Linked DNA regions of Homo sapiens: region 2 is linked to region 1. The links are chromatin loops, found by intact Hi-C in ENCODE. Cell type or tissue: heart left ventricle. All regions are shown on one strand. Each heading gives the region's core, and the rest is flanking DNA. Links, peaks and the distances in the headings are about the cores only.

Region 1 (7,755 bases), core at 1,140-6,139:
CTCAAGGTAAGGTGGCGTACAAGTCATACTCAAAGCTCTACTGCTAACTGGAAATGTGGCTTCAGTTGCATCATTTAGCCTCTTTGGTTCTCAGTTTACCCCTCTACAAGGTGAAGATGCAGTGCTGAACCCAAGTCTCCCACAGTGTGGTCTGCAATATGATTTTAGGTGGTCCACATGGAAACTTCAAAAAATTTTTTACCACTCATATTTATGTTGATGTGTTTTAGAAAAAAAGATTCCCCAGGCCTGTCATAGTGGCTCACATCTATAATCCCAGCACTTTGGGAGGCTGAGATGAAAGGATCACTTGAGGCCAGGGGTTTGAGATCAGCCTGGGCAACATAGCAAGACCCCACCTCTGCTTAAAATTTAAAAATTAGCTAGGTGTAGTGGCTCATGTCTGTAGTTCCAGCTGCTTGGAAGGCTGAGGCAGGAAGACTGCTTGAGCCCGGGAAGTCAAGGCTGCAGTGAGCCATGATTGTGCCACTGCACTCCAGCCTGGGCAACAGAGCAAGACTCTCTCTCTAAAAAAAATGATTGTCCAACAAACTCTTCATTTTGCTGACACTATTTCTTTGGCTAAGTGAAGTGGGAAAGCATACTGATTTTTTAAAATAGTAAATAAATAATACATGCAGTAAACTGATAGGGTGGAAATGGTGAAGGTCATTTGCTAATGATAGGGTTGAGATAGGTTGATAACCTAAACCAAAGTTTAGGTTGTCAAGAGGGTGCTTCATACTCAATAGTCCTAAGATCCTAGGTTTTATGGCATTGTCACAGGTAGAACAGGAATAGATAAGACCATCAAAGGGCCAGGCATGGTGGCTCACTCCTGTAATCCCAGCACTTTGGGAGGCCGAGGTGGGCAGATCACCTGAGGTCACGAGTTCAAAACCAGTTTGGCCAACATGGCGAAACCCCCTGTCTACTAAAAATACAAAAATTAGCTGGGCGTGCGGGTGCACACCTGTAATCCCAGCTACTCAGGAGGCTGAGACAGGAGAATCGCTTGAACCCAGGAGGCAGAGGTTGCAGTGAGCCGAGATGGCGCCACTGCCCTCCAGCCTAGGCAACAGGGCAAGACTCTATCTCAAAAAAAAAAAAAAAAAAAAAAGACCATCAAAGGAAGATCATATGAGAAAGGAAAAGGGCTTAGGGCAGAGCACTGAGGATTTTACATTAAGAAAGAAAGAAGGGAAGCAGGCAGGGGACCAACCAGTCCTATCAGCAGCCTTGGATGGAGCTGGGGTAATGTGAGCAGAGGAGGAAGAGGCAAATTGGAGGGCAAGGAGCTGCCACCTTGGCTCTTTGCTCTCACAGGTGGGATGCTAGAAGCTTGTTCCATGTAGAGGGAGCTGAAGGTGGGGGAGATGGATCAACAGTTTCTCATTCTTCCTGAGGACTTCCACATACCAAGCAGAGATTCTCTGATCCTAGGATTCAGTAATCTGAGGGAAAGGGATGGGAATTGCATTATGCCATGCTTGCATTGCTATAAAGAAATATCTGAGGCTGGATAATTTCTAAGAAAAGAGGTTTAATTGGCTTACAGTTCCGCAGGCTCTACAGGAAGCATAGCGCCAGCATCTCACAATCATGACAGAAGATGAAGAGGGAGCAGGAGCAAGAGAGAGGTGAGGAGGTGCCACACACTTTTAAACAACCAGATCTCACGAAAACTCAGTCACTATTGCAAGAACAGCACCAAGGGGACGGTGTTAGAGCATTCATGAGAAATCCGTCCTCATGATCTAATCACCCTCCCACCAGCGGCCACCTCCAACACTGGGGATTATATTTTGACATGAGATTTGGGTGGGGACAAGTATCCAAACTATATCAGGGACATTAACTGCACACAGCAGAACAACAAACGAAATCAGTCACCCCTACCTCCCACACTGTATCTGCACCTGCTCTTTTAGGTATGGGCAATACGTTCCAACTGACATTTCACTGGTGCCCGCAAAGTTCCAGACGCTGTTCAGGATACTGAGGATTTAGAAATAGTTTAAATGCAGTTACTACCCCAAGGAGCCTACAGCAAGGGGAGGAAAGCAAACATATTTATAAATAAATTAGAATTCAGTGTGATGAGTCTAACTATAAAAACGTGTAAGGAACAGGAGTAATAAAGAGGAGAAAGTGAAGAACTCTGCTTGGATGAGAATAGAAGGACGGGTGGTCAGGAATGCCCAGCTAGATGTAGATGACCCCAAGTCATAAAGGAAATCTTACATTTTATATCACACACTCTGTTTAAGATTTATTCATTCAAACAATATTTACTGAATGCCTATTATGTGCCAGGCACTATTCCTTTTTTTTTTTTTTTTTTGAAACAGAGTCTAGCTCTGTCGCCCAGGCTGGAGTGCAGTGGCGCGATCTCGGCTCACTGCAAGCTCCGCCTCCCGGGTTCACGCCATTCTCCTGCCTCAGCCTCCCCAGTAGCTGGGACAACAGGCGCCTGCCACCATGCCCGGCTAATTTTTTTTTGTATTATTAGTAGAGACAGGGTTTCACCGTGTTAGCCAGGATGGTCTCGATCTCCTGACCTCGTGATCCACCCTCCTCGGCCTCCCAAAGTGCTGGGATTACAGGCGTGAGCCACCGCGCGCGGCCTGTGCCAGGCACTATTCTAAAGCAGCCAACAAAACTGACAAAAATCCCTGCTCTTATGGAGCTTGTAAGTTAGTGAGTGGAGACAGATAACAGGTAAACAACTACACAGCATGTGAAAGGGTAAGGGACGGAGGAGCCGGGCACGGTGGCTCACACATGTAACCCCAGCATTTTGGAAGGCCAAGGCGGGCGGATCACTCGGGGGGAGTTTGTGAGAAGCCTGGGCAACATGGTGATACATCGTCTATTCAAAAAAATAAAAATAAAAGATAACCGGGCATGATGGCACGTGTCTGTGGACCCAGCTACTTGGGAGGTTGAGAGAAGGATCACTTGAGCCCAGAAGGTTGAGTCTGCAGTGAGCTGTGATTGTGCCACTGCTCTCCAGCCTTGGCGACAGAGAGAAACTCTGTCTCAAAAAAAAAAATTTCAATGAAGAAAAATAAGATTGGAAGAGAGGATCAGGAAGGCCTGAGGGAGAGTGATTTTTATTTTTTAAAAGATATTCAGGGGAAGCCTCACTAAAAACAGAATATTTGAGCAAATCCCTGAAGGAAATGAGGAAGAAAGCCATGTGGACATAGAATAGTGTTCCAGGAAGAGGGAACAGCAAATGCAAAGGTTCTGAGGTAGAAGCATGGCTGGTGGTGCTGAGGCAGCCGCGTGCCTGGTGGTTCTAAGGTAGACGCGTGCCCGGTGTTTCTGAGGCGGGCGCATGCCCGGTGGCTCTAAGGCGGGCGCGTGCCCGGTGTTTCTGAGGCAGCCGCGGGCCCGGTGTTTCAGAGGCGGACGCATGCCCGGTGTTTCTGAGGCGGGCGCGTGCCCGGTGGCTCTAAGGCGGGCGCGTGCCCGGTGTTTCTGAGGCAGCCGCGGGCCCGGTGTTTCAGAGGCGGACGCGTGCCCGGTGTTTCAGAGGCGGACGCATGCCCGGTGGCTCTAAGGCGGGCGCGTGCCCGGTGTTTCTGAGGCAGCCGCGGGCCCAGTGTTTCAGAGGCGGACGCGTGCCCGGTGTTTCTGAGGCGGGCGCATGCCCGGTGGCTCTAAGGCGGGCGCGTGCCCGGTGTTTCTGAGGCAGCCGCGGGCCCGGTGTTTCAGAGGCGGACGCGTGCCCGGTGTTTCTGAGGCGGGCGCGTGCCCGGTGTTTCAGAGGCAGCCGCGGGCCCGGTGTTTCAGAGGCGGACGCGTGCCCGGTGTTTCAGAGGCGGACGCATGCCCGGTGGCTCTAAGGCGGGCACGTGCCCGGTGTTTCTGAGGCAGCCGCGGGCCCAGTGTTTCAGAGGCGGACGCGTGCCCGGTGTTTCTGAGGCGGGCGCATGCCCGGTGGCTCTAAGGCGGGCGCGTGCCCGGTGTTTCTGAGGCAGCCGCGGGCCCAGTGTTTCAGAGGCGGACGCGTGCCCGGTGTTTCTGAGGCGGGCGCGTGCCCGGTGTTTCTGAGGCGGACGCGTGCCCGGTGGCTCTGAGGCAGACGCGTGCCTGGTATATTGGGAGAACAGCATAGAACAAAGTGAGTGGGAGCAACGAGAGCAATAAGAAATAAATTAGAAAGCTAAATCAGCTGAGTTAAATAAGTAATAAGTTAGATAAGTTAGATAACCGGTTAGAACCAGTTCCAGTTTGAAGATAGTAAGAATGAGAAGCTTCTGAAATATCGTTGGAGTGAATATATCCAGTGGGAGTGGGCTCTTTGAATCTGGACTTTATTAAGCAAATATTTCTTGAGCACGTGCTATGTGCTAGACATTGAAATAAGTGCTAAGGACATAGAGGTGACCCCAGACACAGTTATTCTTGTCTTCAAGGATCTCAAAATCAGACAAGTAAGCAAATGCTGACAATACATACATAACTGCAATGATAAGGAATAGGAACACCGGGCACCGGGTATGGTGTGCTGGGGAGGGTGTCGAAGGGGCACCTAACACAATTATTCGGAGTGAGGGGGATCAGGGAAGTTTTCCTACAGGAGTGACCTCTAAGCCAAGACTTGAAGTAGAAGCAGTTTGCTCCACAAAGGAGAAAATAGTCTGATTTCTTGACAAGTGTGAGAACCACTGTGCTCCCAAACAATCTACATAGACCTAGGATAAGTAACAAGACAGACATTTACATGGGGTTGCTGCTTTTCAAGGCACTGTCCACATATTATTTTATGAGGCCTTCACGACGATCCTGAGAAGTAAGCAGTGCAGGGTTATTATCACCATTTTACATGTGACCAGGTTGAGGTCCAGAGAGATGAAATGACTCCCCGAGGACACAAGACCAGTACCTGCCAGAACCAGGGCCCGAATGTGGTTGATACATATGCAGCACTTACTATGTGTCCGGCAATATATTAAGCACTTTACAAGCAGTAATCTATTTACTTCTGACAAAAGTCCTATGCCATCCCCATTTTACAGATGAGGAGACTGAGGCACAGAGAGGTTACACCTTGCCCAAGGCCACACAGCTAGTAAGCGGTGAAGCCAGAATTGAAACTCAGTCATCTGGCATGAGAGCACTCGTTCATACCCTCCATACCATATTGCCCGTAGTTAGAAGAATTGCAGTCATTACTGAGACAAAGAGAGGTACACCTGTATAAGTGTGTATATGTATATATGGGGTGGAGTGAGGTGGGACAGGTGTTCTCTCCTGGTAGTCTTGAATTACACCATTATCGCTATCATCTATATTGGGATGGCCAAATGGGCTTTATAAATGAAATATGTGTTCATTTTGTATAATCTTGTTTAACTAGGAGAAACTTCTCTTATAAAAGGGAGGAAGGGATGGCTTGGTTTCTATGATCTGGGAATTGTCTTGAGGTTCCTCTAGTTTTGTTGCCTCCTCCACTCATAAGCTTTCCAGATCCTGCAGAGTGTGTACAGAGAAGAGTCATGTACTGGATATCACAACGCAGGGATCTGACTGCTTCAGAAATACACTGTCAGTGAGACATCCCAGTGAAGGCTGTTCCCTTTAAACCCGTTTCTTGAGGTGGGCTCTGAGGCTGCCATTCCTCAAAACATTTATGTAACTCTTCCACTCAGAGGTGGACCCTATGACATATAGAGAACGTTCATCCTTACAGCAAGGAACTGCGGGAATGTCTAAGGGACATTCATAGCCAAGTCTATTAATAAGGTTTTCATTCTTACCAACTTAATTGAAGTCTAATTTCTATACCATAAAGTTCGCCCATTATAAATGTACAAGTCAATGACTCTTATGAATGTGTAGAGTTGTACAGCCATCATTGAAACCCAGTCTCAGGATGTTTCCATCACTGCATAAAGCTCCGTGGTGTCCATTTACAGTTAATCCCCACTCCCATCCTCCTGCTTTAGGCAACCACTGATCCCATTCCGTCTTTATAAATTTGCCTTTTCTAGATACTTCATATGAATGGGATCATACAATACGTGGCTTCTTCCACTTTGTATTATGTTTTCAAGGTGTTGTAGTATGTATCAGTACTTTTATTTTATTGTTGAATAGTATTTCATAATGTATGTACATTTTGTTTACCCATTCACCTGTTGATGGGCATTTAGGTTGTTTCTAGTTTTTGGCTATTATGAATAATGCTGCTATAAACATTCACATGCATGTCTGTCTGTGGACATGTGTTCATTTCCGTAGAATAAGAATTTTTTTTTTGAGACTGAGTTTCACTCTTGTTGCCCAGGCTGGAGTGCAATGGTGTGACCTCGGCTCACTGCAACCTCCTGGGTTGAACTGCCTCCTGGGTTCAAGCGATTCTCCTGCCTCAGCCTCCTGAGTAGCTGGGATTATAGGCATGTGCCACCATGCCCAGCTAATTTTGTATTTTTAGTAGAGACGGGGTTTCACTATGTTGGTCAGGCTGGTCTTGAACTCCTGATCTTAGGTGATCTGCCCTCCTCGGCCTCCCAAAGTGCTGGGATTACAGGCATGAGCTACCGTGCTCGGCCAGAATAAGGATTTTTAAGTGTGCAATTCAGTGGCTTTTAGTATGGTCATAGAGTCATACAAACGTCATTATTATCTAATTCTAAAACATTTTCATCATCCCCAAAAGAAACCCCATACCCATTAGCAACCACTCCTTTTTTTTCTCTTCCCTCCATCCCCTGGTAACCATGAGTCTACTCTCTGTTTTAGTGGATTTGCCTACTCTTGACATCTCATATAAAAGGAGTCATGCCATGTGTGGCCTTTTGTGACTGAGTTCTTTAACTTAGCTTAATGTTTTCACGATTCATCCATGTTGTAGCACGTGTCAGTAATTACTTTTTTTTTTTTTTTTGTCGCCCAGGCTGGAGTGCAGTGGTATGATCTCAGCTCACTGCAATCTCTGCCTCCCAGGTTCAAGTGATTCTCGTGCCTCAGCCTCCCGAGTAGCTGAGACTACAGGTGCAAACCACCGGCATGCCCGGCTAATTTTTGTATTTTTAGTAGAGACGGGGTTTTGCCATGTTGGCCAGGGTCATCTGGAACTCCTGACCTCAAGTGACCCGTCTGCCTCAGCCTCCCAAAGTGCTGGGATTACCATGCTAGGCTTAGTATTTTACTCTTTTTTGTATCAGGTAACCAAGTATTTTATTCTTTTTTGTACCAAAAAAAGTGTGGATGTACCATACTTTTTTATCAATTCATCAGTTGATGGTCATTGAGTTGTTTTTACTTTTTGGCTATTATGAATAATGCTGTTATGAACATTTGTGCACATGTTTTTGTGTGGGCATGTTTTGAATCCTCACTTCTCTTGGGTATATATCTAGGAGTAGACTTGCTGGGTCATATGCGAACTCTAAGTTTAACTTTTTGAGGAACTGCTAAACTGTTTTCCGAAGTAGTGGTATCATGTTACAGTCCCATAGGCAATGTGTGAGGGCTCCAATTTTTCCACATTCTCAGCAATGCTTGTTATTATCTGTATTTTTTCTTAATAGCCATCCTAGTGGGTGTTGAATAAGGTTTTGACCAAGGTTTTGGCAAAATTAAGTAAAACTAACACCACCACCAAGAACAAGAACAAGAATACCACAGGTTAATAGCAATGTAAAAAAGGAGTTCTTGTGTGGTACATAATTTGATTATTAAAAATTCCCAAATAGTTGCTCTATAAGAGTCTAGAGAAACCGTAGCATTGTATATCTG
Region 2 (7,755 bases), core at 1,280-6,279, 440 kb after region 1:
TTTGCTAGTAGACACAGCTTGTAGTCTACTGATGTTCAAAATACTCAAGCAAGTATTTTTTCCAGGTTGTTTAGTTATATAGTATACCTCTAAGGATTTTACTTGAAATGAACTTTGGGATTTCTAAAGTCTTCTGAACTTGGAGTCATGGCTATCTTTCTTAAATCAACAGTCAGTCAGAATCATTTCCTTAATTCACCAGTTTCTTTATCATCCTTTTGTATGGTGCCCAATATGCAATTTTTATTTTACAAAAGTATTTCACATTTCTTAACAATAAATCAAAATCATTTCCTTATTTCACCAGTTTCTGTATCAGCCCTTTGTATGGTATCCAATATGCGATTTTTATTTCACATGTCTAAAGCAATGGTTCCTAACTTTTTCAGTACCAAAGATTTCTTTTTAGAAGTATATAAACTATAGACTTCAACAGAAAATAATATACCTGTTCTCATAAGCATTAACATTTTCCTATCAGTTAAGCTTTGTAGCTCCCAGGTTAAAAAAGCACCTGATCTTCAAAAAATACAGTTGAATGAGTCATCTAATTAATAAATAGTATTTAATGATGCTTTAGATCATTTTCATTTTTAAAAGTTATAATGAATATAAAGAATCTATCAGTAAGATGTTGTGTCCATCAGTAAAAGCTATTGGAATGGAAATTTGATTTTGGCTTGTAAAGCAAAATGTATCTGAAACAGATCTCAGTCAATTTAGTTTATTTTGCCAAGGTTAAGGGCATGCACCTAGGAGACAGGTCTGTGCCTTTCTCTGAAGATGAGAATATTGAGACTTCATATTTAAAGGGAAAAGGCAGGCTGGAGGGGAAAGAAGAAGGTGGTCACATTACTGAATCCACATGTTGCAAGAGAAAAGAAATAGATAGGGGAATAGTCAATTATGTATTCATCTCACGCTCAGTAAATGAACACTTTACAGACAATAAGGTGAACATAGAGTAACTACCTGTGGAGATATTTAACCTCTTATCTGTAGCTCTCTGCTTAGGAGCAAAAGGAAAGGCAGCTTCTTGCGTGACTCAGCTTTCAGCTTAATCTTCTTCCCTTTGGCAGAGTGAATTGGGGGTCCCAAGTTTTTATTTTCCTTTCACAGACATAATTTCATGAAAAAAAGAAAATCTCTCTAAGATAGTAAATGCATGAACGATTTATTATACTTACTGTTTTTGCAGGGCTTGAATGACATGGATTTTTATACTTATTCTGTGTTTATTTATGGCTTTTCTGCCTTTTTAAGAAACTGCATGCTTCAACTCAGAGTACTTATAAAGAGCTCAGGTTTACTTTACTTTAACTTTCCTTATTATAGACATTCCTAATGAAAAGATGTTAGAAAGGTCAGAATAATTTCTGAATATAGATCAGAGTGATTCTTTTCTCACGAAATGTCAAAGATACAGTGTTTACAATGATCAAATGATATAAATTCCCAGAATGATAAGCAGAACGCATTCTGCCTACATAGAGGCTTTCTCATTTCATGGTCCCTGTTTGTGTTGACCAGATCCTCTCTGTGCCTACTTTTGGTTACTTCTCTAAGGAACTCATTTTTTAGTGAAATTCTTAATGAGTTCTCCAGAGAGAGACTCAAGCAAGTATTTTTCTCAGTTTAGTTATACAGCAGGCCTTTTTCTAAGGATTTTACTTGAAACGAACTTCAAGATTTCTAAGGTCTCAAGTCTTCTGAACTTAAAGTCACAGCTGTTTTTCTTAAATCAACAGTCAGTCAAAATCATTTCTTTAATTCACCAATTGCTTAATCTGGTAACAGCACAGAAGATGTGAAACAGCAGCTGATCTGAACATTATTTATAATTTTAAAGAGTATTATATTCCTTTTTTATTGAATTTTACCTTCCTAAAAACTCTTTCCTAAAATTTTACCTTTCCTAAAAACAGAGATATTTGTTTCAGATATCTTTATTTTTCTGCAAAGACAAATAGCGTGACGGAGAATATTGTACACAATAATCATCCTGACTAGTAAGAAAGAATTGGCTTGTTATTCAAAATTGGCAATGGAATTGGCTATAGTTTAAAAATATGTCTCCTGTTGTGTCATTCAACTAAACCCAAATTCTTTATGTGCCAACAAAGCCATCACATCATTTGGCTGCATAGTCCTCAACACTCAATTATTTGTAAGGTGAATATGGGCTTGAGCATTAATATTTTTAAAAGAAAACATCATCTATCTCCTCTTTAAGTAAACTCTGGAAACAGTTGTATCAGAGATCTTCCTCTTTCCATTTCCCTTTAATCAGAAGAGCTCATGACTCTAACTTTGCTTTAGTTTTAAAATTAGAAAGCACATTAATAATCTTATCTAGGAAGACTTGCTTGAGAAGTTGCTTTCATTTATTGCCAAGGAAAAACTCTGTCATTTGTGTTCTCATGTGGTTGGGAGGAAGAGGGGAAAAGTCTTCGACCCTAAGATACCAGGCGTACATTGCCTGTTTTCTGGTATACATGACTATCATAAAACAGTCAGCAATTCTGATTAATTAAGACTAGGGCTTTTGGGTAAAAACAGTGGTCCTTTAACATGGCTGGGCTTTAAACAAACAGGAAGCTTTTAGGTCCATCCTGACCCAGTCAATCAGGATCTCCAGGGTGGGGCCTGGGCTTTATACAGCTCACCAGGAGAATATTGTACACAATCAGGTTGGTGCGAGGCTCTTTGTATCGGTTCGAACCCTGAGAGCACGCCAACAAACAACACAAGGCAGTGTGGAGCAGTACCCTGTTTTAATGAGCGCCTGGGTGCAGACAGGCCGAGGCCTAAAATGGCATCAGCCCCATGTGAGGACGGGGCAGGGGTTTTATAGCCCTCTGTAAACAGGAAGTGTCCCAGTCTGACATGACAGCTACGTAGTACCCGGACAGTCTCCCTCTCCATCTTCAGGGGGTATGTGTCTTCCGGCCACCTCTCTTCCTGCTTCTGCTATCTTGCTGACGCACGCTGCTGGGTCTTGCGCCTTGGGACTGGGCCTGAGGAGGGAGGAGTTATTCATTCCCTTAAGCTTTCAGGCCCTGGGGAGAATCTTTCAGTTGGGAACCACTGAATTAGAAGGCCCTTGGGTCTCTTCTGTTTACCACTGATCATTCCCTGTACATAGGGCATCTATTCGAATGTCCTTCATCTCTGCCATCATAAGCACCAAAGCCCCGTAGTCCAGCGGCCACTGCAGAACTGCCAGCACACCTTCCAGCTGCTTCCCAAAGTATCTTGCCTGGACAGAGGTAGCACTGGTTTCTTGGGGGCATAAATAGAGCAATTTATAGTGCGGCCTGAGCTTTTCTGAATTGTCCTTTGTTATTCTAGGCGAGACCACAGTAACAGCTCTCTTCACAGTTTTGGGAAGGAAAATAATTTTTTCTTTAACACTCATACATTCTTAGTTGGAATGGTCCTCTTTATCAAAAGACAAATTAAAAAGAGAAAAACAGAAGTTTACTAACATGTATATTTCATACATAAATGAGATATATTAATACATAGGGAATGAGAAATTCTCAAAGAGGTGGCTTTGAATTCCAGCTTATATAGTGTCTTCAAGAAAGAACAGTACATTTTGGAGAAATGACAAGACCAAACAGGACTTGAAGTCTCTAGGGAGGCAACTTCTAGGAAGGCAAATAACTGGCAGACAAAGGCTAGTTGATAAAGAGTGTTGGTAGGGATACCTCTGGTGCCATCTCCAGGCCTGTAACGTTTAAAATTGTCATCTGTGGTTAACCTTTGTTCTCCCTGGTAGAAGAAGGGGCAGGCCCATGACCATGCCACCCTGAATGTGCCTGATCTTGTTTGATCTCAGAAACTAAGCAAGGCCAGGCCTGTTAGTACTTACATGGTCTAAGAGAGGCAAGATTCTTTTTGTTTTTGTAAATCTATGCATTGCCTTTAGGCAATTAGAGGGAAGGCAGAGAGCTTTACAGCACCTACTTCTTAATTGCCTTTAGCTCAACAATTCTTATGCCAAAGAAGTATATTTTGGGGTGCCGTATTCTGGTCTCCCACAGCAGATTATTGGACATATCTTACACTGTTAGGCAATCAGAAAACATTTGACAGAATGCAGGAGAAGCAGTGAAATAGAAACAATTCAGATCACCTTACGTTTGTATTCTATTGCCTTTTAGGGAGAGGCTCTAGGGTCAGCACTGCACCCTGGAACCATCCTCTTAGCTCTTCTCATTATTCCTTCGTCCATCTTACCACCCCTTAGCTTCTGGTGTGTCTCCCTTCACACCTACTCAGTGTAGAATGGGTATTAATTGTTATCCTCACACTCTTCAAACAGCGTAGTTAATTTTTTTTTTTTTTAAGACAAGGTCTCATTCTGTTATCCCAGATATCAGCTCATTGCAACCTCTGCCTCCTGGGCTCAAGTGATCCTCCCACCTGTGTCTCCTGAGTACTTGGGATCACAGGCATGCACCACCCCACCGGGCTAATTTTTTAAATTTTTTGTAGAGACAAGGTTTCACCCTGTTGCCCAGGCTGATCTTGAACTCCGAGGCTCAAGTGATCTGCCTGTTTCTGCCTCCCAAAGTGCTGGGATTTCAGGCGTGAGTCACTGTGCCCAGATTAGCATAGTTCAATTTAAGACAAATGACTGCTTTTTCAGATATGCTACATGGGATTTTTGTTTTTGTTTTTGTTTTTGTAAAATTGGTTTGAGTATAAAAAAAATGACAGTTGTTTTTCCAATTAGTTTAATAGAACATGACCGTCTAAATGTGTTCTCTGTTGTTATTGTTCTTCTTGGAGACCATAAATCTATTTCAATGATATTTAACTGTTGAAAATTATTTTACAAGCGTTCTTTGTAATTTTTTGTGGATTGATTAGCTTGCTAATCTTTCTCACAACATGTTTCAACCGAAGATATTACCCAGTCATATATTTTTGGATAAAAGTACATGTTGTGTAACTTTCATGCTCATTGAATCACTAGACAGTTTTACTTCTTATGTGAGGTGAACTATAAAAGTGATAAATATAAATCCATGCAGAAAGATAGAACAATTTTTATGTGAAATATAAAAATATATTTCATGTAAAATGTCAAAATTTTTGATATTGGCCTTCCCAACTGAAGGGTTACTTCTACTGAGTGGTTTACAAGGAGGCACAGAGGACAGAAGCATCCTACTGAGAAACAGAAGAGAAGCCATCAGGACCTTCAGATCCCTACTGTGCCTCCTATATTATTTGCATGACCAGGAAGAACATTTCTACCACACTATGCTGTGAAACACACTTGTCATCATTAGAGGTCTTTTTGAGTACATCAGAATATCAGTAGTTCAACTGAGCAGTTGGTCACAGGTGTAATTTCCATAAACACAGATATGTTGTGGCTTTTTGTTTTTTTCATTTGGCTTCATGCAGTTTTGTTTGTTTATTCATTTATTTGGTTGATTTTTTTTTTTTTTCGCAGACAGGGACTTTGCTATCTTGCCCAGACTGAACTTGACCTCTAGGCTCAAGTAATCCTCCTGCCTCAACCTCCTGAGTAGCTGGGACAACAGGAGTGTGACACTGTGCTTGGCCATTTGTAATTATTATGTTTTAATTTTATTAAGAATATTCACACAAAAACTCTTGGTTTGTGTGACATAGTTAGTTTTGCTCTTCTTTGTCCATTTCTTTCTTTTTTTTGAGACAAGGTCTTACCCCTGGAGTACACCCCACTGGAGTACAGTGGTGCGATCATGGCTCACTGCAGCCTTGACCTCCCAGGCTCAAGCAGTCTTCCCACCTCAGCCTTCTGTGTAGCTGGGACTACTCAGCTACTGAGTGCCTGGGATTATAGGAATGTGCCACCATGCTTGGCTAATTTTTTTCTTTCTTTCTTTCTTCTTCTTTTTTTTTTTTTTTTGGTAGCGATGGGGTTTCCAATATGTTGACCCAAGTTGGTTTTGAACTCTTGGGCTCAAGTGATCCTCCCACTTCAGCCTCCCAAAGTGCTGAGATTACCAGTAGTGAGCTACCATACCATGCCTTCTTTGGTGCTCTGAGGTGCCCTGTTCTTTCAAAGAGAGGGTTGCATTTTGGTTAAAAGGTGAGACTCTCAAATCAGACTCTGGAATTTAATATCCTGGCCCCATCCTTGACTGACCACACAACTTTGGCCAACTTATCTAATATCTCCTAGCTTCTGCTTTCTCACTGGGATGACAAATGGGCACAACAGTGGTTTCCACCTCCTACTGTGGTGAGGAGAATTAAATGAGAAGAGCTATGTAAGGCATAAGTCATAGGGTCTGGCACAGGGTACACATTTGCCTTTATGATTTTTTCCAGGAATGCTTATTTATGTTCTTATTTCATTATCCTGATTTCATCAAATCATTGTTGGAAGAAGAAAGGTTATAAATAATAAATAATTGTGGTTTGTTTTTCTTTATTTCCAAAGAAATAGTCATTTTTGATTTATAGTATCATGATTTATAATGACTCATACATGGAATTCAGGTGGACACTAAATTTCTCCTGCGGAGAGATTGCCTCTGGAAGAACATGGCAGTATATGGGGAAGTCAAATAATGAGTTTTCTCTGCTGTTAATAATACCAACTCTCATTTCTCAGTGTTTCTAGAAATGTTCTATTTGCTTATTCATTCTGTAAGAAGAGGAAGACAGTATTCTCATTTGAAAACATATCAGTATAGTTTTTTATTACTGTATGTTGAATATAATAAAGATATAAAATGTTCATGAGGACAGCATTAAATGGAATAATCTGGAATCTGGGGTGCCACGAAGTTAATATGAGAATCTCGAGTCAGGTCGTGAGGCATCATGGATTGAAATATCTTTTTGCAGAGTTTCATACATTTCCCTACCATAAAGTAAAGGACATAATGGGAAAGTTTGGAGAGAATTAAAACTTTCCAGTTATTTGAGTGTTATTCTATTTTGTCCTAAAAGATTGTATTTGGTTAGTCTTATCAAACATCTAAGAATACCAAATCATTCACTAGGAGTTGAAGATACAAAAAGGTTAATACTCATGGGCCTGTATTCTAGTTGCTCACCATGTAATAGGAAAGAAACATATAAACTTCTCTTCCACTTAGGAAAAAAGTCTAAATGATGTATGTAATGGAGGTATGCATATCTTGGAAGGACATTTTTTAAGTTTACAAAAACTAATTTTGTCATCTGATCATACTTACCACAGAGTTGCGATAGAACAGACTTAGAATAGACTGTCAAAAACATATTTCTGTGTGGCCACAAAAGTTTGCACAAAATATTTGGAGAATTTCAGAAGATGTGCCAGAATGCAATATTATTGGCCAGGCACGGTGGCTTATGCCTGTAATCCCAGCATTTTGGGAGGGTGAGGCAGGCAGATCACCTGAGGTCAGGAGTTGGAGACCAGCCTGGCCAACATGGTGAAACCCTGTCACTACAAAAAATCTAAAAATTAGCTGAGTGGGGTGGCATGCGTCTGTAGTCCCAGCTACTCTGGAGGCTGAGGCAGGAGAATCACTTGAACCTGGGAGGCGGAGGTTGCAGTGAGCTGAGATCGCGCTGCTGTACTCCAGCCTGGGTGATAGAACGAGACTCCGTCTCAAAAGAAAGAAAGGAAAAAAAAGAATGCAGTATTATTGACTTGTTCAGTTTTTTTCTGGGCGTTGAAGGCATACCTTCTGATATTCTCCAAACATTTCAGTGTGGGTGAGTAATAATAATCCAAAGATTCCAAAATAC

What was found. Hi-C counts contacts between places; a loop is a spot of excess contacts. Peaks named below come from ENCODE experiments on the same cell type or tissue, not always from the same donor. Only the 100,000 strongest peaks of a DNase experiment are listed, where the experiment ranks them.
Region 2: a loop joins it to region 1, with 2.5 times the contacts of the local background. A loop is called at or near these places in 6 of 110 quality-filtered maps.

What each region holds. Positions count from the first base shown.
Region 1 is chr7:112,387,660-112,395,414 of GRCh38, reverse strand. It overlaps LOC105375456 (a long non-coding RNA gene), which reads left to right and starts at 4,078. Exons shown (of 3, transcript XR_927870.3): 1 at 4,078-4,132. RefSeq lists an enhancer at 2,638-3,147. In heart left ventricle, for the core only: no CTCF peak of the experiment used is centred there; DNase peaks (open chromatin) are centred at 3,374 and 3,954; H3K4me3 peaks cover 1,499 bases; H3K27ac peaks cover 1,257 bases.
Region 2 is chr7:111,949,807-111,957,561 of GRCh38, reverse strand. All of the region lies in intron 8 of DOCK4 (dedicator of cytokinesis 4), which reads left to right. It also overlaps the pseudogene RNA5SP237. Among named protein-coding and RNA genes, the nearest start is that of DOCK4-AS1, 150 kb to the right of the region's middle. RefSeq lists an enhancer at 4,949-5,487. In heart left ventricle, for the core only: a CTCF peak has its summit at 3,730 (motif pointing left); a DNase peak (open chromatin) is centred at 2,803; H3K27ac peaks cover 827 bases.